Regions from separate parts of the Homo sapiens genome. Here regions 2, 3, 4, 5 and 6 are each linked to region 1. A link is a contact called in ENCODE Hi-C or POLR2A ChIA-PET data. All regions are on one chromosome and are shown on one strand. Each heading gives the region's core, a stretch centred on a gene start or an enhancer-like site at or near the end of the contact. The rest is flanking DNA. Distances are from core to core; before and after follow the strand shown. Region 1 holds the start of MTHFD2L (methylenetetrahydrofolate dehydrogenase (NADP+ dependent) 2 like). Region 2 has its middle 8.4 kb from the start of INKILN. Region 3 holds the start of AREG (amphiregulin). Region 4 holds the start of UMLILO (upstream master lncRNA of the inflammatory chemokine locus). Region 5 has its middle 42 kb from the start of RASSF6. Region 6 has its middle 170 kb from the start of BTC.

What was found. Hi-C counts contacts between places; a loop is a spot of excess contacts on that map. ChIA-PET counts read pairs that join two places held with the same protein, here RNA polymerase II (POLR2A). Pooled maps may share reads with other maps.
Region 2: a loop to region 1 is called in a pooled map, with 2.6 times the contacts of the local background. The contact joins the enhancer-like site here to the promoter of MTHFD2L in region 1. A Hi-C loop is called at or near these places in 4 of 37 single-sample maps with no recorded cell type and 6 of 50 pooled maps. POLR2A ChIA-PET finds 5 or more read pairs at or near these places in 2 of 52 experiments (GM10248 and activated CD4-positive, alpha-beta T cell).
Region 3: a map of CD8-positive, alpha-beta T cell shows a loop between it and region 1 (6-fold over the local background). The contact joins the promoter of AREG here to the promoter of MTHFD2L in region 1. A Hi-C loop is called at or near these places in 5 of 168 maps with a recorded cell type or tissue (CD4-positive, alpha-beta T cell, CD4-positive, alpha-beta memory T cell, CD8-positive, alpha-beta T cell and 2 more), 2 of 37 single-sample maps with no recorded cell type and 11 of 50 pooled maps.
Region 4: a loop to region 1 is called in a map of ascending aorta, with 2.1 times the contacts of the local background. The contact joins the promoter of UMLILO here to the promoter of MTHFD2L in region 1. A Hi-C loop is called at or near these places in 1 of 168 maps with a recorded cell type or tissue (ascending aorta), 2 of 37 single-sample maps with no recorded cell type and 7 of 50 pooled maps. POLR2A ChIA-PET finds 5 or more read pairs at or near these places in 3 of 52 experiments (GM10248, MCF 10A and activated CD8-positive, alpha-beta memory T cell).
Region 5: a loop to region 1 is called in a map of endothelial cell of umbilical vein, with 8 times the contacts of the local background. The contact joins the enhancer-like site here to the promoter of MTHFD2L in region 1. A Hi-C loop is called at or near these places in 1 of 168 maps with a recorded cell type or tissue (endothelial cell of umbilical vein) and 5 of 50 pooled maps. POLR2A ChIA-PET finds 5 or more read pairs at or near these places in 2 of 52 experiments (BJ and H1).
Region 6: a loop to region 1 is called in a map of naive thymus-derived CD4-positive, alpha-beta T cell, with 2.7 times the contacts of the local background. The contact joins the enhancer-like site here to the promoter of MTHFD2L in region 1. A Hi-C loop is called at or near these places in 1 of 168 maps with a recorded cell type or tissue (naive thymus-derived CD4-positive, alpha-beta T cell) and 6 of 50 pooled maps. POLR2A ChIA-PET finds 5 or more read pairs at or near these places in 1 of 52 experiments (activated CD4-positive, alpha-beta T cell).

Annotation. Positions count from the first base shown.
Region 1 is chr4:74,156,841-74,160,207 of GRCh38, forward strand. It overlaps MTHFD2L (methylenetetrahydrofolate dehydrogenase (NADP+ dependent) 2 like), which reads left to right and starts at 1,278. Exons shown (of 8, transcript NM_001144978.3): 1 at 1,278-1,441. The coding sequence starts at 1,299. RefSeq lists enhancers at 417-1,175, 1,176-1,932.
Region 2 is chr4:73,727,601-73,731,380 of GRCh38, forward strand. No RefSeq gene overlaps it. Among named protein-coding and RNA genes, the nearest start is that of INKILN, 8.4 kb to the left of the region's middle. Within about 2 kb of position 2,096, at least 3 of the 41 ENCODE cell types and tissues checked have a DNase peak (open chromatin) inside an H3K27ac peak, as active enhancers do.
Region 3 is chr4:74,442,848-74,446,617 of GRCh38, forward strand. AREG (amphiregulin) reads left to right here and starts at 2,289. Exons shown (of 6, transcript NM_001657.4): 1 at 2,289-2,559; 2 at 3,687-3,770. The coding sequence starts at 2,499. RefSeq lists a silencer at 3,556-3,756.
Region 4 is chr4:73,708,832-73,712,095 of GRCh38, forward strand. UMLILO (upstream master lncRNA of the inflammatory chemokine locus) reads left to right here and starts at 1,516. Exons shown (of 3, transcript NR_186371.1): 1 at 1,516-1,564. All of the region lies in intron 1 of INKILN (inflammatory MKL1 (MRTFA) interacting lncRNA), which reads right to left.
Region 5 is chr4:73,661,122-73,664,702 of GRCh38, forward strand. No RefSeq gene overlaps it. Among named protein-coding and RNA genes, the nearest start is that of RASSF6, 42 kb to the left of the region's middle. RefSeq lists a silencer at 506-711. Within about 2 kb of position 1,735, at least 4 of the 41 ENCODE cell types and tissues checked have a DNase peak (open chromatin) inside an H3K27ac peak, as active enhancers do; they include endothelial cell of umbilical vein, where a contact is called at or near this core.
Region 6 is chr4:74,623,034-74,626,453 of GRCh38, forward strand. No RefSeq gene overlaps it. Among named protein-coding and RNA genes, the nearest start is that of BTC, 170 kb to the right of the region's middle. RefSeq lists a silencer at 82-376. Within about 2 kb of position 1,483, at least 6 of the 41 ENCODE cell types and tissues checked have a DNase peak (open chromatin) inside an H3K27ac peak, as active enhancers do.

The DNA of each region.
Region 1 (3,367 bases), core at 28-2,527:
TGTATGCCTTTTTTGGTGGGTGTTTTCAGATCTTTTGCTCACTTTTAACTGAGTTGCTTTTCTTTTTTCTTTAATTGTTGAGTTTCAAGAGTTCTTCGTATATTTTGGGTGTAAGTCTTGTAAAAATGTTTTGCGAATATTTTCTCCCAGTATGTGATTTGTTTCTTTATTAACAGTGTCTTTTGCATGGCAGAAGTTTAAATTGTTTTTTTCTTTTATGAATTGTGATTTAAGTGTTTTATCTAAAGTCTCATTGCCAAACCCAAGGTCACCTAGATTTTTTCCTGTATTTTCTTCTAGGCTGCTTATTTGTGTCAAATGGATTTAGATCAGCCAGGAAAGAGTAGGGTATCCCATTCTTATTGATATGATTTTAAAGAGCATATTTTCTGACAGTCTATGATTTTAAAAAACAAGTTTTCTCAGTAAAAGTGCAGCTATGAAAGACGTTGTTCTGACTCAACAGCAGCAGCCTGACCTTGGGAGAAAAGTTGTTTCCTGTTAACTTCCCAGCTGGTTTTATCTGTGACTGTTTTTTGTGTGTCTGTCTTAATTTGCAAAATGAATGGACAGTCTAATGTTTTACTTTTTCAGAGGGAGCAGATATTTTGCTTCCTCACCACACAAGCTCACCACACAATGCAGGGTTCTTAGCCTGCATCGACTTGATCATAACTCAGGAAAAGACAGATATTGGTCAATATTTCCTTCCAAAAGTGGAGATGATAAAGTAGAAGTATAGAAATCCTAAAGTCCAGACCTTCCTTGTTCAGCCAGGTTTTGCTCCTTCTCCACACACCTTTGTTCTTTTCTCCAACTTCCAAGGAATCTCACAAAGGAAGTGGGAAACAATGAACCTATTACTTCTTTCCTGCTTTAAATCCAATTCCACGTAGTCACGGAGACTGTTGGGCAGGATCTCTGGCTTGGTGGAAAGTGGGGCGTGCTGCCTAAAGTGATAGTTTGGAGGCCTTCTCTGTGCCGTCGCTATGGGAATGCCAGCTATATGTTGGCTGGGTGCGGGGCCCAGTCGCCAGGCCACACTGCACGCTTCCACATCCTCAGAGGGCCCGGGACTTGGGTCCTGGCCCCGCCCCCTGCGGACCCGGCACTCTGTCAGTTCCGTCCCCGGTCCTGGGAACCGCTCTTTACCCCACTCTGCGTGTCTGCCGGAACCTGGCTGGGAAGCGCTACTTGCTGCCCTGCCAGCCCGGGTGAGGGCGGAGCCAGGCCTCCAGCCGCGAGGACTGGAGTCGCGGGAGGTGGAGCCCCAGTCCGGAAGCCGGGGATCCGCGGCCATGACGGTGCCGGTCCGCGGCTTCTCGCTGCTCCGCGGCCGCCTTGGCCGAGCGCCGGCGTTGGGCAGAAGCACAGCACCCTCCGTAAGGGCACCGGGAGAGCCCGGGAGTGCGTTCCGGGGCTTTCGGAGCAGCGGTGTGAGGTACGAGGGCTGCGGGCGCCGGGTGCGGAGCCGCTGGCGGTGGGAGGTCGGCGGGGGCGCGGGCGGCGCTCGCGCGCGTGGGGCCCAAGGCTCGTGGGCGGCCGCGCGGCGGCGGGCTGGGTCGAGGACAGCCTTGTCTGTGAGGTGGCCTTGCCGGTCGCGCGGGCGAGTCGCAGTTGCCTCAGCTTGGGGAACGAAAACGTGCTCTGCTCTGGGCTCTCGCACCAGAATGTTCCATCTTTGCAGCAGGTGCACTTGATTTAGGAAGACATTTGAGGCACTAAGAAAAGGTAGTATAAAAACACGTGGTCGGCTTGGTCAAACATTTGTTTTTACTTTGGTTATTTTAGTGTTTCGTAAATAAAGGAGTAGGCGTTGTGCAGATGACTTACTAATGTTTGCGTTTCTGAATTCCTTTGTTAATAGTGTTGTCTAAGTCTTTTCCAACTCTAAAATTATTTATGGTTTCACAAAACCAAATATCAATCCAGATTTCTCAGTCTTTTCATGTATGGCTCTCCCTCCCTAAACCTCTGTCAGGTGATGAGACTTAGATTCATTACATGTCTTGGTTGCTGGCAAGAACCATGCAAATACAACAGGGTACGCACTCTTCTATCTTATGCTTTACCAGTCTTAGTTGCAAAATCCGTCTTAACAAGATGAAAATATATCTTCTTGACCCAGAGCTTGTGAGTCCAGAAGAGCCTCTGTTTTCAGACTTTCAGGGCTTCCAGAAATGCGCTTTCATTGCCATTTTACGTCCAAAATTGTGTCTCACTCGAGTTTTTGTATCCGCCAGTGCCCAGCACAATCCCTAGAAAAGCAATGACTGGTAACGTGGAAACTTAGATACTGTTTATTTAATTTAAATCAGTTAACTCCCTATTGTGTACATTTAGATCTTAGTCTCGAGTGTCTGAATTTAAAAATTACTTCCTATAGGATTTGCTTTGGACATAATTTCTTGTGACTAGGTCTTCCACAAGGATATGTGAGAAAATAACAGTGAATCAGAGTTGTGTAAGCTGTAGTAGGTTGGGTAAGAATGTTCCACTTAGTTTGGAACTACCAGCTAGATCTACTACCTAGGAAAAGCAGATTCTGTAGAATTCTATTTGTTTTAAAGAATTGAGGAAATTATTTGCCGTCACTCTAAATTACTTGTTTGTATCATTATTTTTTGAATTTCAGTTGTTTTAGGGGTGCTTTTCAGGGTGAGGATAACTTGTTTCAAATAGTACAACTTGATTAATTTCCCTGTCAGCTTGCTGTAAACAACTCCATCTCCCCATCTTCTCCATGACCTGCATACATTGAATGGAAGTCATTACAAACAACAGTTACAACCCCAAAATTTGGTTGTAGCCCCTTGCTTTGTACACACACACCAACTCATGTAGAATTCAAAACTTTTAAGTTACACATAATGACCTCTTTATAATTTAAAATAGTTGAGTGCAAAGGTTTTGGAAAGCTATTATCCCTATGCACTGTAAGAGTTACTAATTTCAGCCCGGCTGCTTTCAGTTCCACTTGATGCAGATTATAGTTATAAAAAAAGTAATATATTTTGATAGTTTTTATTTTTTAAAGAGGGCACTAGGCAAGTTAAGATAAGGCGGGGGTTTTGACGCCCTCTTTGTACTGAATACCATCTCTGAAGGTGAGGTTGGCCCCAAGGTTGAGAAACACCTGTGGACTGGTGGGTCTCGGGTGGGGAGGAATTCGGACAGTGTGTTGATGCTTATTGGTGTCTCTTTTCTCTTCTAGGACCAGCAGAGAGAAGAGATTCCATCTTCCAGAGGTTGCCACTGTCTGCCTCCCCACTTGTCCCCATCCACAGTCATCTTTTTTATATATATAATGACACATTAGTTGTCTAGTTCTTCATAGTTAATGTGGTTTAAGTCTGACATCTTTTCT
Region 2 (3,780 bases), core at 846-3,345, 430 kb before region 1:
GAATGGGATAATGTATGGGAAGTCAGAATGGTTCCATAAATAGACGGAAATTACAATTCCTGCAGGAGCCTTTTAAACTTAACCTGTCTTAAAAATTTCCTACAAATCCAGCCTGACAGGCTGTGACAGGGAGCTGAGGTATTTAGCGGGTAGCAGGAGGGGCACTGGACATGCGAGGAGCCAGAGCTGGGGCAATCGGTAGGGAGGGACTACCCACCGGTCCAGCCACTCCTTTCACAAGAAGGGGATGTGTACACAAGGAAGAAGGTCTTGTGAGTCTGACTTCTTGGAGGCTGTTGGGCGAAAGCTGTGCCGGTGACTGGCTTCCCTGACCCTGCCCTCCTCCAGTCTGGGCCTCACTGACTCTGAGCATTCAGCGTTCTAGCTATGAAAATGAGTTGATAATTTGCATAGGTTGGAACACAGTTGTGCTAAAGACGTACTCTTTGGTTACCTTGGTAGTTACTTTTTTTTTTTTCTGGTCCCATTTCCCTGCCATAGGAAATAATACACAGCTCTAAAAAACAATACACAAAATAATGTAAGAAATCTATGGGGTAATAGGGTATGTTTGATCTAGTGGGGAGGGAAGTAGCTTCACTAGGTGATTATGGGAAGGTTTAGGATCATGTTATTCATGAAGAGGAAACAAGCAGCGAGAATTCCAGGAAATCATCATAATAAAACAAAGAGTTCCAGGAAATCATCATAATAAAATAATGGCTACTATCATTTATTACTATACTAAGCATTTTACAAATATTGTTATTAATGCTCACGACAACTCATTTCCATTGTTTTTTTTCATTAAAGTCAGCATTTACACATGAGAGAAACTGGGGCCTCAGACACTAAGTGATTGTAAGTGTCAGAGCCTCAATTTGAACAAAGACTTTTATTCGGTACTAAGAGTTCTGGAGGCAGATGATGATGACGGTTGCGCAATAATGTGAAGACTTAATATTACTGAACTATATATTCAAAAATGAATGAGATTATAAATTTTATGCTGCACGTATTTCACTACAATTAAAAAAGAAAGTCTATACCTTGTATACTACATTGCTACATATTCCAAAGATATTTTGATGTTACTATTATGATAGACCCCACATTAAGGAATTGCCTGCTTTCCCTTAAATGGAAAGAAAACAGGGTCCTAATACCCTCCCTAAAGTGGCTCAAGGAACCTCAGCATAGGTTTCCTTTCTGTCTCCTTTTTTCCCCTCTCCATCTTTTTAAAAATTATTCTCCTTCTGTCCCTTCTCACATCCTTCTTTCACCTTTCCTCACCCTGAACAGATGGATAGACTGCCTTCCTTCCCAACACACACACACACACACACACACACACACACACACACACACACACACACACAGAGTCCACAGCCACAAGTGTCTCTGACCAGCCAGTGTTGCTGAGGCTGCACCTCAGTCTTCGTGGTGTTCACAAACTAAGGGGATTCTGATCAAGTCCTCTTGATCCTAACACTGTAAATGGAAGAAGAAACAGGTTTGTTTTAACCTGGGAGGTGTAATTTCTTTCTTTCTTTCTTTTTTTTTTTTTTGTCTTTTTCTTTTCTTTGAGATGGAGTCTTACTCTGATATCCGGGCTAGAGTGCAGTGGTGCAATCTTGGCTCAATGCAGCCTCTGGCTCCTGGGTTCAAGTGATTCTCTTGCCTCAGCCTCCTGAGTAGCTGGGATTCCAGGTGCCTGCCACCACACTCAGATAATTGTTGTATTTTTAGTAGAGACGGGATTTTGCCAAGTTGGCCAAGCTGGTCTCGAACTCATGACCTTAGGCGATCCACCCATCTCGGCCTCCGAAAGTGCTGGGATTATAGGTGTGAGCTACTGGGCCCTGCTGGGAGGCCTAATTTCAGAGACGTGGAAGTTCCAATGAAGATGAAACTGGGAGGAGGTGGATGCAGAAAATGACAAGCTCCAGTGTTTAAATCCAACAACAGCACACACATACACATACACAGAGGAAATGAGCAAGTGAACTGGTACCATTCCACAGAAATGAGAAAAGCTGAGAAATAGAGGACAACGTGCTTGCCTAAGATTCTGGCTGCATTTACTGAAACTCTCCCAGCCCTGCCTTTCAGCAGTTCTTCTGTGGATGGGAGTGTGACAGTGCTGCCTTCTGACCACAAGGTGGGGCTTATACTGGGATACACTGACTATCAGAAGGATTTCTTGTTTGAGCCTTTTCCTTTTAGAAATCTTTCTATATTGCCAACTAGATATGATTAAGGGCTTACTATACGTTACCTTACCAAGCTCCAAGATTCCAAAAACATCCAAGTTGGAATTTGTGCAGAGCTTAAGACCTGTACTTGGACACTTACTTACCACAGAAAAGAGAAAAATATGTCATTTTTCCTGAATTTCTTTTTCCCTCACTGTGGTATATTTATTAAGGTAGGTGGTGGCTTGTTGTGTTGTAAGTTTCTACTACAGAGCCCTTGTGAAGGTCAAGGTGGGCCTGAGTCATCGCCTTTCTTTTCTTATTCTTCTTTTTAAATAATATCAATATTTTAAAGAGAAAGAAGAGAAATGTCACAACAAAATTATAAAACTTTTACAAATACATTAACTGCCTATATTTAATAAATTAACATGTTTAGATTGCACAAATATATTGCAATGTATTTGTGGTATTAAAAGTATAAGCACTTCGTAGTATACTCAGATTCTATGTTCAGGACAGGATAAGATTTTAAAGTTAAGTATTATGTGTCTTCTGTTTTCAATCTTATCAAAATATCTCTGGCTGGCAGCTTGACCTTATTTGTTAATAACACTGAAGATCAGCTTTAAGGGTTTTTGTGAATGCAAAGCCCTGGACAAATATACTCCTCCCACCCCGCCCATTTGATGAACTGTTTACAAACCACAGATGTCATTGAATAGATTTAATGGAGGTGAGGTCACTGGGCATGTTTCACCCTTTTAAGCACAAAATTCAGACCCGTCAGAAACTTTTCCTGATGCTCTTGCAACCTTATTTACTAAGCTTAAAAGAGTTTTGTTAAACTAGTTTTCAAGACTTGGGCCACTGGGACATGAACACTAAGTGGGCTGCCAGAGCTCTACCCAGGCTGGACTTCATTCTGCAGAGGGAAGAGAGCTCAAGCTTTGGGGCCAGAGACCTGGGTGCTGATTTAAATTCAGGTTTGGGTCCAGCTGCTTGCTTGCTATGTGTGTACAATTTTAACTCCCTGAGCCTGTTTTCTTAAACATAAAAATGGAGATAATAGCGCCAAGCACATAAATTTGTGATGAGAATTAAATGAATTAACTTTTATAAAGAACCCAGTACAGGAGCTGGAAGACAATAAATATTACCCTGCCCCCCACCCCTCTATCTGCCTCCGTGCCTCCTCATTATTTCCACCACCAGCCATAGCCACTGGGTCACACAACTATGGGCCTAATTGCCTAATTGAGGATATCCACTGAGGATGTGGTCAGAAGAGCTCTATCAAGCAAGAGTTGCCCCACATTCAAATAATTCTGCAACTTTAGTTTAGTTGCTCCATCCTTCCAATTGCTCACACCTGAAGTCTTCATCGTCTGTGACTTTTGTCTTTTTCTCATGTCTTATACCTAATCCTTCAGGGTTTTGTGCTGTCTCTACCTTAAATTATCCAGAATTTGACCACTAGTCACCACGCTTGTCTAATGTAAGCAATTATCATCTCTCTCCTGGATTTCCATCATGCCCTCTAACTGGTTATCCTGCTTTGCTTCCCTTCCTCCTGCCATACTCC
Region 3 (3,770 bases), core at 1,039-3,538, 290 kb after region 1:
AAAAGACTAAGCAATTTCCAATATAAACAGTCCACTTTCCCAAAAGTGAAACATTTCTGATGACTGATCTGCACAATGTGTTTTCATCTCAATAAGAAGAGTAAGAAAATGGAAAGTATTGCATATGTTAAATAGCTTGATTTAACCTCATTGTATACATATATCAAAACATCATGTCATATACTACAAATATGAAGTTACTTGTCAATCAAAAAAAAAAAGAAGAAAAGAGAAGAACAGGCCTAGAACAGAAATGAAGCCTATGGGAGCATAAAGGTGCAACAGTGTAGACCAACTGCGTGAGCTCCAAACAAAGTCTCCAAAAGAATCTTTTGAAATCTTTGGGCAAGTCTCTCAATCTCTCTGAATCACAATTGCCTCATCCACCAGAACAGATAACAGTGCAGGCCCCTACTTCACTTTGGAATGGGCATGACACTTTTCTAGCCTTATTTCCCATACTTGGTCATACCCTCACATCAGGTCTTTATTCCATGTAAAAGATTTGCTGGGAAGGCCTTTGAGGGGCCTCTTCATCTTTCCACAGAGCTTTCCATTAAACAGAGGCAAAATTAAACCATGTCCTTTTTTTCCATGGCACTCTGAACCCTTCTCATCATGTGATCTATTAGAATTACTTATCTATGTATCTGGCCCACACCACTGAGCTCCTGGTGAACCTATACTGCTCCCCTTCATAAAATATAAAGCAGGTGGCTCACACAAAATACACTCTCAACAAATGTGGAATAGAAGGCATGATTCATGATTATTTCATTCTACTAAATGCATGATATTATTTGGACTACGCACTGTGATATACCATTAAAAATAAGTGATTTTTAAAAAAAAATTTCCAGAATTAGGACAGATGCACTGTGACTCACGTTATTATTATTATTATTATTATTATTATTATTATTATTATTATTTTGAGTCGGAGTCTTGCTCTATCACCCATGATGGAGTACAGTGGCATGACCTTGGCTCACTGCAACGTCTGCCTCCCGGGTTCAAGGGAGTCTCCTGCCTCAGCCCACCCGAGTAGCTGGGACTACAGGCGCGCGCCATCACGCCCAGCTAATTTCCTTTGTATTTTTAGTAAAGATGGGGTTTTGCCATCTTGGCCAGGCTGCTCTCGAACTCCTGACCTCAGGTGATCCACCCGCCTCGGCTTCCCAAAGTGCTGGGATTACAGGCATGAGCCACTGCGCCTGGCCTGACCTACATTCTTAAAAGGGCTGTGTTACTGAAACAATCAGGAAAGAATCATATCTCCAGGTGAAGGAAAATGAACAATGCTTTTTCTCTTCCTCAAGTCAAGAAAAATCCAGTTCTTTAGTTGACAGTACATCCAAGTTAGTCAAATTAAGTAGCTTCCTGTCTCCGCTTCATTTTATCTACTTGTCATGATTAAATATCCTACTAGGTTGTAAGTGGGCCCTCAACGCTGACCTTTTTATCTTGGGATTTGAGAGGCACAGTCTAGAGCACTACTCTTCACCTAAATGCCAGTATGCCACCAGTAGAAATTATCCTTTAGGCTAAATATTGTTCTTCCCAGAAACCCTCTTTTCAAGGATCAGTTTAAACCTAAATTCATCAGAGAGGAAAACAGCAGATTTCAGAGTCAGATGAAGAATTCATATCCACCTGGCTTTGAACATTATCGGCTGTGAGATGGTGTAGGTAAAATTTTAAGTGCATAATTTGGCAATAATAAATCATCAATAAATATTAATGTTGATGAGGCCCCTGGGCCACATAAAGAAATAGGGAGTGAGGGGATTTGAAATTCTGGCCACTTCACAGAAATGGGTGGGAAGGGGCTCTTGATTGAGATAGAAGCCCATCCTACATGAAGCAATTCCTCATTGAGTTCTCTCGTCCTTTATCCTTGTTGGAAACATCAGGCAAAGTCACTCTTGGTCTTAAAGTACTTTTACATCTAAATACGGAACTCTTCTATTTAATCCCTGTCTGTTGTAGATGTTAAGTATACAAAGAGGTTGTCAGAGTTTGAAACATCTGGACTTCTGTCAGGTACTAGCTCCGGAACTCCAGTCCTGCTCGCCCTCAAAAACGGCTTGCAGCTAGAGGTTTAAGTTCCACTTCCTCTCAGCGAATCCTTACGCACGAGGGAGGCGGGGCGTGTGTCCTCCGCGCGTGGTTTTCGGGTAGCACCTTCTGGGGCGCCGCCTGCCTCCACCCACGGCCGGGCCTTGACGTCATGGGCTGCGGCCCCCTCCCGGCTGAGCCTATAAAGCGGCAGGTGCGCGCCGCCCTACAGACGTTCGCACACCTGGGTGCCAGCGCCCCAGAGGTCCCGGGACAGCCCGAGGCGCCGCGCCCGCCGCCCCGAGCTCCCCAAGCCTTCGAGAGCGGCGCACACTCCCGGTCTCCACTCGCTCTTCCAACACCCGCTCGTTTTGGCGGCAGCTCGTGTCCCAGAGACCGAGTTGCCCCAGAGACCGAGACGCCGCCGCTGCGAAGGACCAATGAGAGCCCCGCTGCTACCGCCGGCGCCGGTGGTGCTGTCGCTCTTGATACTCGGCTCAGGTGAGGATTCACCGGCGCTGAACTGCTGGGCTCTCCTCCCATGGCAGGTTTTGCCTCTTGAGTTTGGCTCTTGCTTCTCTAAAAATCGCCCTTTAGTTCCCCCGACCCTGCGCCGCAGGAGGTGATCACTGTAGCTCCCTCCCTAGGAGGAAAAGAGAAGGGCAGATGTCTCAAACGTCCAGGACAAGGTGTCCCAGAGAATCGCTGTACTTTTTCTTTAGTTCAGCTGAGAAGACGGGAGAGATCATTTGAACCTAACCCTTCGTTTCACAGATTAAAAGATTAAAAAGACCAAGATCTAGAGAGGTGAAGTGATTTCCGCAGATATTGGACCCAGCAGTGTTTGCTGCCTCCTGCCTAATTCTCCATCTCTGTCTAGTGATTTCTTCTTTACCTTCCTAGAGGGACTTAGAGTATCCCGGCGAGAGGTTAAAAGCACCACTCTGATGCTGTTTTATTGAGACCTAAGAAAAAGCAAGATAAAGCAGTGGCTTAACTCTGGGCCCCAAATCTTACTTAGTACTCAGTTTATTGTCTATGTAGTAATAATAATAATGATAATGAAAAATGACAATAATAATCGATATAATTAACCACTGTTTATATTATTTTAAAAGATTATCTTTTAAAAATATCTTTTAAAAATATGAACACATCTTTTAAAAATATGAACACATCTTTTAAAAATATCTTTTAAAAATATGAACACATCTGAAGAAAATCTGATATTTGTATCTAAAACCTACCGAAATAGGCCAGGATGGCATTCTAGCAAAAAAAGAAATGCATTTGGAATGTGAAGTGATGGGAATTTTTAGACATTACCCATCAAGTAATTGTATTAGATTAATTTGCCAATTTGGCGGGATTTTTTTGATGTGGAAATTAATGTGGATTATCTGTGGAAAAGAAAAACTTCAGAAAAGCACTTCTGTAATTGGGACAGCTGAATTTGCTTGCTGGCAAAAATGTAAAGTTTCTTTCATAGAAATGACTCAATCACAAACAATAGCACATGTGCAATAACTGCTTTGATGTCAAAAGATAAACTTTTCTACCTAACACAGCTGACTCGAAAGGCACCCTACTTTACCTTTTCTTTTCTTCCTTTATTCCCTCCCCTGCAGGCCATTATGCTGCTGGATTGGACCTCAATGACACCTACTCTGGGAAGCGTGAACCATTTTCTGGGGACCACAGTGCTGATGGAT
Region 4 (3,264 bases), core at 266-2,765, 450 kb before region 1:
TTAAGCTAGGCATGTGCTGGCTTTATATATGGTTCTATTTATTTGATTTTTAATACAATTTTATAAGAAGAGAGTATTAGTTATATTTGATAGGTAAAATAATGAGGACTCAGTTATTCAGAGTCACACAGGCAGCAAACAGAGGGATTGGGATTCTACTTATAAACGATTTGACTTTATACCAGTGCTCTTTCAACTGGACTAGGTGGCTGCTGCCACACAATAAATCACACCATCAGAGAATCTTCTAGGTAACTGTTTCACTAAAATGCAATTTCTCTGAACAAAGAACGACAATTTTTGGCCAGGAGAGACATTCTGAGACTATACAAAAGTATACAAGGATCACTTACCTTCTTAAAAAATATTGTTCTGCCTGTGATCCTTTTAGAAAATAGAAAACAACAATAGAAAACTCCAGTGGAGATTTAAGAATTTAGTTCAGAACATTACATTCCTTTAGATTATAGTTTAGCAAAAATTGGTGGATTATTCATTTATGAAAAAGATTAAATCTCTGACAACGTACATAATAAAAACTACCATACATATTGATATTTAATTTAATAAATATCAATACATATTAATATTTAATTGATTTATTGAAAAGAATAGAGAGATTGGGCAAGGTTGCTAAGGGTCAGGTTCACTCTGACAAAGGTCTGGTCTCTCTGATTTCCACCATTGCTTAACTTATTCCAAAATATGTAGCCTCATTTTAAGGTAAATAACTATGAGACGAGAGACAAGTGTGAAAACATTGTGTTTTCTTTCCAGGACGCTGAATTGAACTGATGTCATTGTAAAAAGGGAAATGAGTTCTCTGGCTAGGTTTGGGGAACAAACCTCAGACTATCAAGAGTTCTTGAATTTTGTGACCAGTGTCCTGAGCAATTGGCTTCATCTAGGCCTCAGATCACAAAACAGAGTTGTATAAAATGGAAAGTGCAATGCTTTTTTAGTAAAATAACTTTTCTCTTCCTTCCTTTCTTGCTTTTTTCCTTCCTTCCTTCCTCCCTCCCTCCCTCTCTTCCTTCCTTCCTTCCTTCTTTCCTTCCCCCACTTTTTTTTTGGCAGGGGGATAGAATGTAAGACTATATATATCAGATAATTCTCTGGGCTACATTTTAAAATTTTCATCTGATAATTTACTTTTGTTTCTGTGTGGTAGGAGTGAGAGCTCTCAATTATTTAGCACTAATTGTGTGCCAGGTTCCATCTGAAGGCTTGACAAGAGTCACCTTAATTCTTTGCCATATTTTGAGGTAGATACTACTGGCACCATTTTTTAGACTGAGAAAGGAGATGTAGAAAGGATAAGATGTTGTCCAAATCCACATTGACAGTAAGTTTTGGACATGAGTCTTTAATCTAGCAATATCCGACTTTAGAGTGTGTTCTTAAGCACTACTCTATAAGTTTTAAGCAGCTCCTTTATGATGTCATTGAACCGGGTTTTCCAGTCACATTATACATGTGGAGATTAAGACCCATAATAACAATGACAACACTTTCATAACAGTTCATCTGTGTTAACATACAAATTCTCGCAGCAACACTCCAGGTAAGTGCTCTTTTTATCTCAGTTTTATGGATTAGTAACTGAATGCAGAGAGGTTAAGCAACTTGTCCAAGATCACATAGGAGTAGGTAGTAGAATTGGGATTTAAAGCCACACTCTTAACCACAATTCTACTCTGTCCCTCTGAGTTATAAATTTAATTAGTATGACATAAATATATGTGCAGCTCTTTTAAAGATTTACTGTGCATATTTTTAAAATTGTTACAACATAAGCATTCTAGGCTTTTATTAGTCCTCCAACTTTAACATTTATGCTTTCATTTTTATCTTGTAAAGTCTTAATTTATAATAAAAAATGGATGTGTACTGTCCCATATGTCTTCTTTATTTATTTATTTATTTATTTATTTGAGATGGATTCTCCCTCTGTTGCCCTGGCTGGAGTGCAGTGGTGCCATCTTGGCTCACTACAACCTCTGCCTCCTGGGTTCAATCGATTCTCCCACCTCAGCCTCCCAAGTAGCTAGGATTACAGGCTCCCACCACCAGGCCCAGCTAATTTTTTTGTATTTTTGGTAGAGACAGGCTTTCACCATATTGGCCAGGTTGGTCTTGAACTCCTGACCTCATGTGATCCGCCTGCCTTGGCCTCCCAAAGTCCTGGGATTACAGGTGTGAGCCACTGCACTGGCCCCGTATAAAGAGGAAGATTTTCCAAACACTGATGAAACCTCTAACAACATACTCTGCAGTTCATAGATCGTTCCTACCTAGAATTTAATTCGTATATGCATACTGTTTCTTCAAAGCATTAAGAATGTGCAAACAAGACTTCTTGGAAAAATGAGGCATATGGCATGCACAGTCATGAGCTTCATGGCAGGAGGGCAAGGGGAACACTAAGTCACTTGGGGCCATGAGAAAGGAACTCTGGTCCTGTCCTGTCCTTTCCCAGAGCAGGGATCCTAACACTTCTAAGAGAAGGGCCATTGGTAGCCTCTAGTTCTCAGAACTGTTTGTCCGCTAATGAAAATTAACACACTTGATTTTGGACAGGTTAATGTGAGATATCTATTATTTCCCCAGTGAGATATCATGTTGGCAGTTGGATATATTCAAGTCTTGAGTCAGTTGATACCGACTAGATAGATAGATACATAAATACATACATACATAGAAAATATTAACAGCAAAATGATGCTGATGGCTCAGGATGTGTGTTGAGACAGACAGAACTGGGTTTTGTCATTCAAGCCGTTATTCACACCCAGTGTCACCTAGGCCAAGGTTTGAGCTGCAATTACTTCAACTGTGAAATGAGGTTTCCTTCAACAGATATATATTGAATGCCTAGAATGTTCCAAGCACTGTTCTAGGTACTGCATAGAGCAGTGAAAAAAAAAAAAAACCTGACAAAATCTTCGCCCTTCTTAAGTTTATATTCTAGTGTGTGTGTAGGAAGGAGGGGAACATGGAAAGTCAGGTACTAAATTGGTGAAAAGGGAAAATATATAGTATGTCAGATGCTTACAAGTATTAAAGAATAAAATAATGCAGAGAAGGTGAAAGGAAGTATTTGCTGCAGGAAGAGATGAGGAGCTGAAGATGGTGAGAGTTAGAATTGTAAATAGGACAGTCAAAAAAACCTTCACAGAGAAGCAAAAATTCTAAGGCAGGAGAGGGAGGGAGTCAGGTAGCTATCTGAGAGAAGACTGTTTCAGCAGATGGAAACAGTCTTCA
Region 5 (3,581 bases), core at 485-2,984, 500 kb before region 1:
GAACTTTAAAAATTTACCTTTTAGTAATTTCAGATTAACTTGGTTAGATTTATTGGAGAGCAAAACAATTCTCCCTCAGGTGACTTCCAAGGGATAATTATGGGATAATGTATTAGGTTGATGCAAAAATAGTTGTGTTTTTTAACAGTAGTTTCAATGGCAAAACCCACAATTATCATAAGCTAGCCTTCCAGGTTAACTTTCCTAACTTGTACAATATTTCCTTTCCTGATTTCCTCAATTTCCATTATACTTTTCTTCAGACAAGTTAATAGTCCAATGAAATTTTTTCAAATGCTCAACAATCTTCCTCATTCCCAAATAAATTTTAATATATATGTATAAGCACATATACATGCATATTCATTATATATTTGTATACTTGTCACTTTAGACAATTTGAGTATAGAACTACTTTCAAGGAGATGACAATCCAGTTTGCCTTTGGCTGGTACACTTCTTGCCATTTGCTTATATAGGCATTTTGACATTTTGAAGTTTCCTCCCATCTTGAGTACAGCTGATCCAACTATCTGGGAGTAAACAGAAAGACCAATGGACACCCACAGGAAACATGCTGAGGTGCACATGGAATGTGGATAGGAAAGAGGTCTGTTATGATAAGAAGGGCTGTGGTGAGCATCATAGCCAATGTGGGGAGCCACATTCTGCAGCTCTTGGTAAGTGAGGTCAGTGGAAAGACTTGAGTCATGAAGTGTATATATCATTCTTTCAATTCCTGAGGAAAGCTTCATGGGGGAAACGATTTTGAATAAAATGAGAAACAATTAGTTTGGTCATGTTTTATTTCACAACAAAATTTCCTGTTTTTAGTTTAAAAGGTACCTATGACTAATAACGTTTTCCCCAAATTTTCAGGATATGAAGCTTGTGTTCCTTGAGTTTGACATAAATTGTGCTTCAGGCACTTACACAAGTTGATGAATAGCAATATAATTGACTCATTGTGAATGCCTTTATTCATATTAACCTATTATGATGAATTTCAAATTATAGAGTCTAGATTAGCAGTAGAGCAATTATCTGAGCAGTGAGCTTGTCTAGAGACTATTCTATATTTTTATCTTCAGGAAGATGTCCACAATGGAGCTCCTATTAAGACCATAGCATGCTGAAAGTAAATTCCTCACTTAGAATTATTTCAAGACAACAAAGCATACAGTATTGGTATCCATGTATCAGATAAGACTTTTCAGTTGCAGAGAACCCAACTCCTTGGGAACTAAGCAATAATGTAGATTTGTTGGTTCATAAAACTGTAAACCAAAGGAAGAGCCAGCATCAGACTTCTTTTGGTCAAGATTTTGGCCTCTGTCTTCATGCTGGCTTCATCCTCAGCCTGGCTGTAACCTCATGGTCACAAAGATGGCTGCCGTAACAGCTAAGGCTGCACACTTCCTTATTCATTTCCCAAGTAGAAAGCATCACTTCTCACAATCACCAAATGATAATTCCAGATCTTTACTCAGATTGAACCAAGGTAAATTGACCATCATTGCAAGGGGTGTAAGAATATGCTGAAGACCTTCCCCTGAGCTGGAAGTGGGTCAGTCCACTAAGAAATCATGGTTACTGCGTAATTACCAGGTGGTCACTACAGTTATTTCCTTAAAGGAAAATAGGGGTCCGTTTGGAGAGGAACAGGGGGAGTAGGTGCTGGTTAGACCTGTCAAGCATCTGCCATTTTAATATCTCTATAGAAAATGATATTACATCCTACCTATAAGTGGCAGTATTGGGCTAAAAACGTGGGCTCTGGACTTAGATCGTGGCCATTGAATTCCTAATTCATCACTTACTAGCAACATGGTTTTGTGAAAGTCACTTAACTTCTCCATTTCTCAGCATTTTTATTTGTAAAACAAAATTAACAGACTCTTGTAGAGTTTCTATGAAGATTCAATGGAAAAATGCATATAAAGCACTTAGTATAGAGCTCCTCACTTTGTAAGTACTTGGAGCAACATTTGCATGTGAACTAGCCACTTGATGGTCTCTCTAAGGCATCACTTTTATCTGCTTGGGCATCTGTGTGGTGCCCAGTGTGATTTGGGGGCTTCTCTTTCCATCCTCAGGTCATTTTTATCAGCTACTGGATTCATTTTAAGCAGACTTTTGACCCAGAGACTGGAGGGTGGTCTGATACTATAAAAGCAGTGTGTTCTGGTACATCGTGGTATAAATGTTCAAAAGGAAGCCCCACCAGGGGTTCCCAATAGGGAGTTTCCTTTGCAACGTGAATATCATTCTTAAGTGGTTTGAGAACAGGGTACAGCAGCATCTTACTGGGCATCAGTTTGTGTGCTCCTGTCAGGAAAATTACCATCCAAGCCCACTAAACCCACACAGAACCATAATGTTTTAATTATTCCTTTATTACTTCCTTCAGGTAATTGGAAGGCTAAATATACTTACATGGCAATACTCTATTTTATTTTATTTTAATTGAACTTCACTCTATAAAAGACTTGGAGTTAAGGTGGGGAAAACAGGAAGAAAGGAGGAGGAATAACTAGTTAGTTATTTGTTTTTAAAACTCACCATGTGAGGGCTAAAATCAAAGCTTGGATTACATTTGGGAAAATCTACATAAACTTTGTAATGTGTAAAGTAGGCAAATTAAGAGAGATTGCATCAAGTAACTCTGCCTTGCAAAATAATTCATCTTGTGTATTTACTAAAATGACAAACTTGGTGGTTTTGAAATGTGATTTGTGTTTTTAAGGGAAGCAGTTAGGGCAGAGTAAAGAACTTCAGCTTTGGAGACAAGAAGACCTGTACTCAAGTCCTGACAGCACTGTTTATCAGATGTGTCACCTTGGAAATCCCTTGACATCTCTGAGCCTCAGTTTCCAAATCTGTGAAAGAGAGATAATAACACTATCTTTGTAGAGCTTATGGGATGATTAGAAATAATGGGCATGGTTGTCTAGTACAGTGTATGGGAAATATTAAGAGTGCAAAATAATTCTTATTTATAAAAATTTATTGTACATGTACATTTTGTAAGGAAAGATCTGTTATATAATGCAAACCACTCAGATTTCCATGACCTGTTGTCGAGTGTCCTACACCCGATCATAAAAAATTCTCCTCTTACAGGGTCTCATGGCTTCAAGTCTAAAACAGAAATTTACATACATCCTAGTGCCACTGAGGAGAGCAAATAAACAGAAACTGCCATTATCAGTCCACTAAATCTGTAGTTCTCAATCTTGGCTGCACATTGTAATCACTTAAGAAAGCTTAAAAATCCTCAGTGCCCCAACTATACTCCTGAAAAATTAAATCAGAAGTTCTGGGATTGGACCCAAGTATCAGTGCTTATTTAAAGTTCTGCAGAAAATTCAAAGTGATGCCAAGGTGGAGAACCATTGTTTTAAACCATTGCTTCTCACGCTGTAATGTGTGCTGGAATCACCTTGGGGTCTTGTGGACTTGCACATTCTGGTCCTGGGAGGTCTGAAGTGGGGCCTGAGATCCTGCATTCCCAACATTAGGCAATGCTGATGCTGCCAGTTCCTGGACAGCAGCCTTGAGTGGGGCTCTGTTTGGGGTTC
Region 6 (3,420 bases), core at 233-2,732, 470 kb after region 1:
ATGCACTTGGAAGATTACTCACAGCTAGGTAATATTTATTTGAATATAAATATAAGCATATATTGAATTCCCAAACTTTTTCCACTCCTAAAAAACTGAGAAACAGACTTTCTGAACTGCTCTTGGGCTTCAGACTATGCTGAGATGAAAACACAGCTGTAGTTCAGGGGCTTCGTCACAGATAATATGCATTTTGGTGTCACCTACTGGCATGATGTGACATGACATGACAGAAGTTTATGAGCCAAAGCATTTAAAATAGTAATGGTGCATTGTTCTGTGTCAAACACTGCGTCAGGCACAAAAGGTACAGTAGTAAGCAAAATAAACTACTACTTCCACTATCAGGGGAGGCAAATATTAATAAAATAATCACAAAAGTAGAGGCAAGATGGAACGGTCCTAATCTTGGGGATCAGAGAGTGCTGAGGCTGAAGGCAGGGTCTAAGTTCTCTAGGCAAACAGAGGAAATAGGGAGATGAAGGGGAGAAGACTGCGTAGGGGACTGGACAGGAGGGAGCCTGGCATGTTTGAAGAAGTGAGGGAAGCCATGGTGGCTGGAACCCAGAAAACTGAAGGGAAAGGAGGGTAGGAGTGGTGAAACATGAAGCTGAAGAGATAATAATAGTAGTTGTAGTAATAAGATGCTCTTTCATGGATAATTCTCTATCATGGCTTCACAGAGAGCTCCAACCTGTTAATGTTCAATTTAATTGTATTGAACAGCTACAAAGGACCACATTCTATAGCTGCAATGTTCTCATCTTCAAGGTCATTGGAAAATGTTGTTATCAAAATTAAGGGTGTAGCTCAATAAACTGACAAACTCAAGATTCAAAATTGTTTTTAACAACCAGGAGTTGGGGGTTAAAACAAACAAGTTGAAAGTTAAAAAAAAATAAAGTCCTTCATGTAAGGTGAAAACAAAAATATGCAAAATATGGTAGCAACCTGGCTTATAAAAAAGATATGGAAATTTTAGTTGGCCTCAGGTTCAATATATGTTAAAAGTGTGAAAAGACACGGAATATTAACTTATGATTTTTTTAAGTACCTTTTCTGGATCAAGGGAGGTAAGAGTCAAGAGGAGTCTTTGCAGTTCTCTGTGCTACATTTTAAGGATTTTGACCAACTAGAAAAAAATGACCTGTGTAATGAAGAGTTTAAATGCATGCCAAATGAGAGTCTTAGCTTGAGGGTAAAGGGCCTATGGAAGACTTGATAAGTTTTTCAAATACTGGAAAACTTGTGATGTGAAAAGAGTGAATTCCTCCAGTGTAAAGAACAGAACAAAGGCAAGTGGAGAGACACTACCAAGGGTGGAACTTACAATGAAAGCTTCTGGAAAACAATAAGCTTATACAAATATATACTGTTTTAATAATGGTGAGGCACCAGTGGTTGTTATTTCTGAGGCCAGCATCCTATGCAGTGTAAAAGCCCAAAGATGAATGGAGAAACACGGCTCCTATTTTCTGTTCTACCTGACGGCACAAGGTGCCAATGATGCATTACTCATCAATGACCCCTGGCTTCAAAACGAAATAGACAATAACGCAGAAAAAACAGAAGACAACCTAATTGTATAAACTGAAGACAGTAGAAGATAAGCACTCAAAGACAGAGAATAGAATGACAAAGGAAAAAAGAAATGTTTTCTTTTATTTTCTCATTTTACTCTCTCCTCTGCTTTTTTAACCTACATTCTTGTTTTTATTTTTCAACTATCATCTTCTGCTTCTTAAAGAATGGTGACAGTCTTGCTTAGTGAGTTCCAGGACTCGTGGGATTTTAAAGAGATAACTTGAGAACCACAATAACCACAAAGTTTATGTAGCAATAAACATCCTAACATACTGCACAAAGTGAGAACAAAATGAAGTCAAAGTACAGTTTAAATATACTGATGGAAAATTAATTTACAATGAGTCACTAAAGGGAACTGGGGACACATCCTGTCAAGATGACCTCATTGAATCCACACTTCTCTCTCCTATACAAAGGCCCTTGGTTCTTTCCTAACCACAACAAAATTATAGTATAATATTTTAAAATAGGTGAATGCCTGGTGGGCCAGACCTAATTTTGAGCTTCCAGTATTTCCTCTTCTCTTCTTTTCTTAGAAACTACCTTAGAAAAAAGTATTTCTAAGCAAGCAAAGCCTGCATTTGTCAGTGTGAGCTAAAGTTACCTGTTCTGTTGAACGAAAGGATTGTAGCCTAGGTTTGCTAATTTAGACACAGTTGAATATAATGAGCAGATAAAGACGAGGAGCTGCAATTGGTGGTAAGAAGGAACAGGATTGTTGTGTCATAGGCATAAATGTATCTTAGCTATTTTTAAAATATAGAAATAATTATTGGTTCCTGAGAAGAAGCCGATGGTTAGTTGGTCAGTGGATTACTTCCTGTTGAACATTAGATGATATACCAAATGCTGGGTTAAGTCCAAAACAGTTTTACCTCAGATCAGTCTGACGGCTTTGAGGAAAGGAGGAGGCAGTCACATCTTATGATTTTTGCGAGGAAATATCATTTCTGATATTACCTTGAGTTTGGAAGATGAAAGAAGACTATGTGAAATATTAAGCTTTCCAAATTATAGATTCTTTGGCCATGTGAAAAAACAAGCATCATTCTTCATGGCCTCACCCTGTATTAGCTGTGACTTGCATAAAATGGCTAAGCTTCTCTACACAGTCCTGATGACTTGTTGAGGTTGTTCTCCAAAGAGAAAATAAAGTGACTGTTTCACAGGCAGAAGATCTGGTCCAATGCAATTTAACTTGTAGAGTATGGAGGAGCATACATTCTAACAATTATAAAATGACTTGTAATAGCATTATTGTGTAATGTACTTTCACATTTGTGGTGATGTTCCCCATCACTTACTTGTGATTTCTACACCTGTTAACATGTGTTGAAACATCTTCTCAGTACACATTTTACTTTTTTCTATAGACTGTAAAGGAGGCAAAAATTAAATGCTTCCTTAAGCTTGGAAACAATATTGTTCTCCAAGAGCAAATGTAGAATCAAGACGTCATAAGGCAGAAAAGTACATAAATATCCTAAAGAAACAAATGGTTCCCAGGTTGTCAAAAGCTGATTGTAACTTGACAGGATACATTAACATAGCAACAACAAAAAAAGAACATGACTATCAGAGGGAGGAAATCATTGTATCAGTCAAGGATCAGTACTGGAAATTGAAACTGCTACCAAAACTCTTTCATTCAAGGACATGCCACTAGAGCTGTGATGAAGGAGTCAAAAAGCTGCCACTACTGCAAATAGATTTCAAAGCAGGAGACTGGATGCTGGAACTCTGTTACTAGCAGAAAACAGCACAGAAAAAAGCATCAGAAAACAAAAATGGCCTTAGCCTCCTATGTCTCCCAAATGTTGCACAAATGAACAC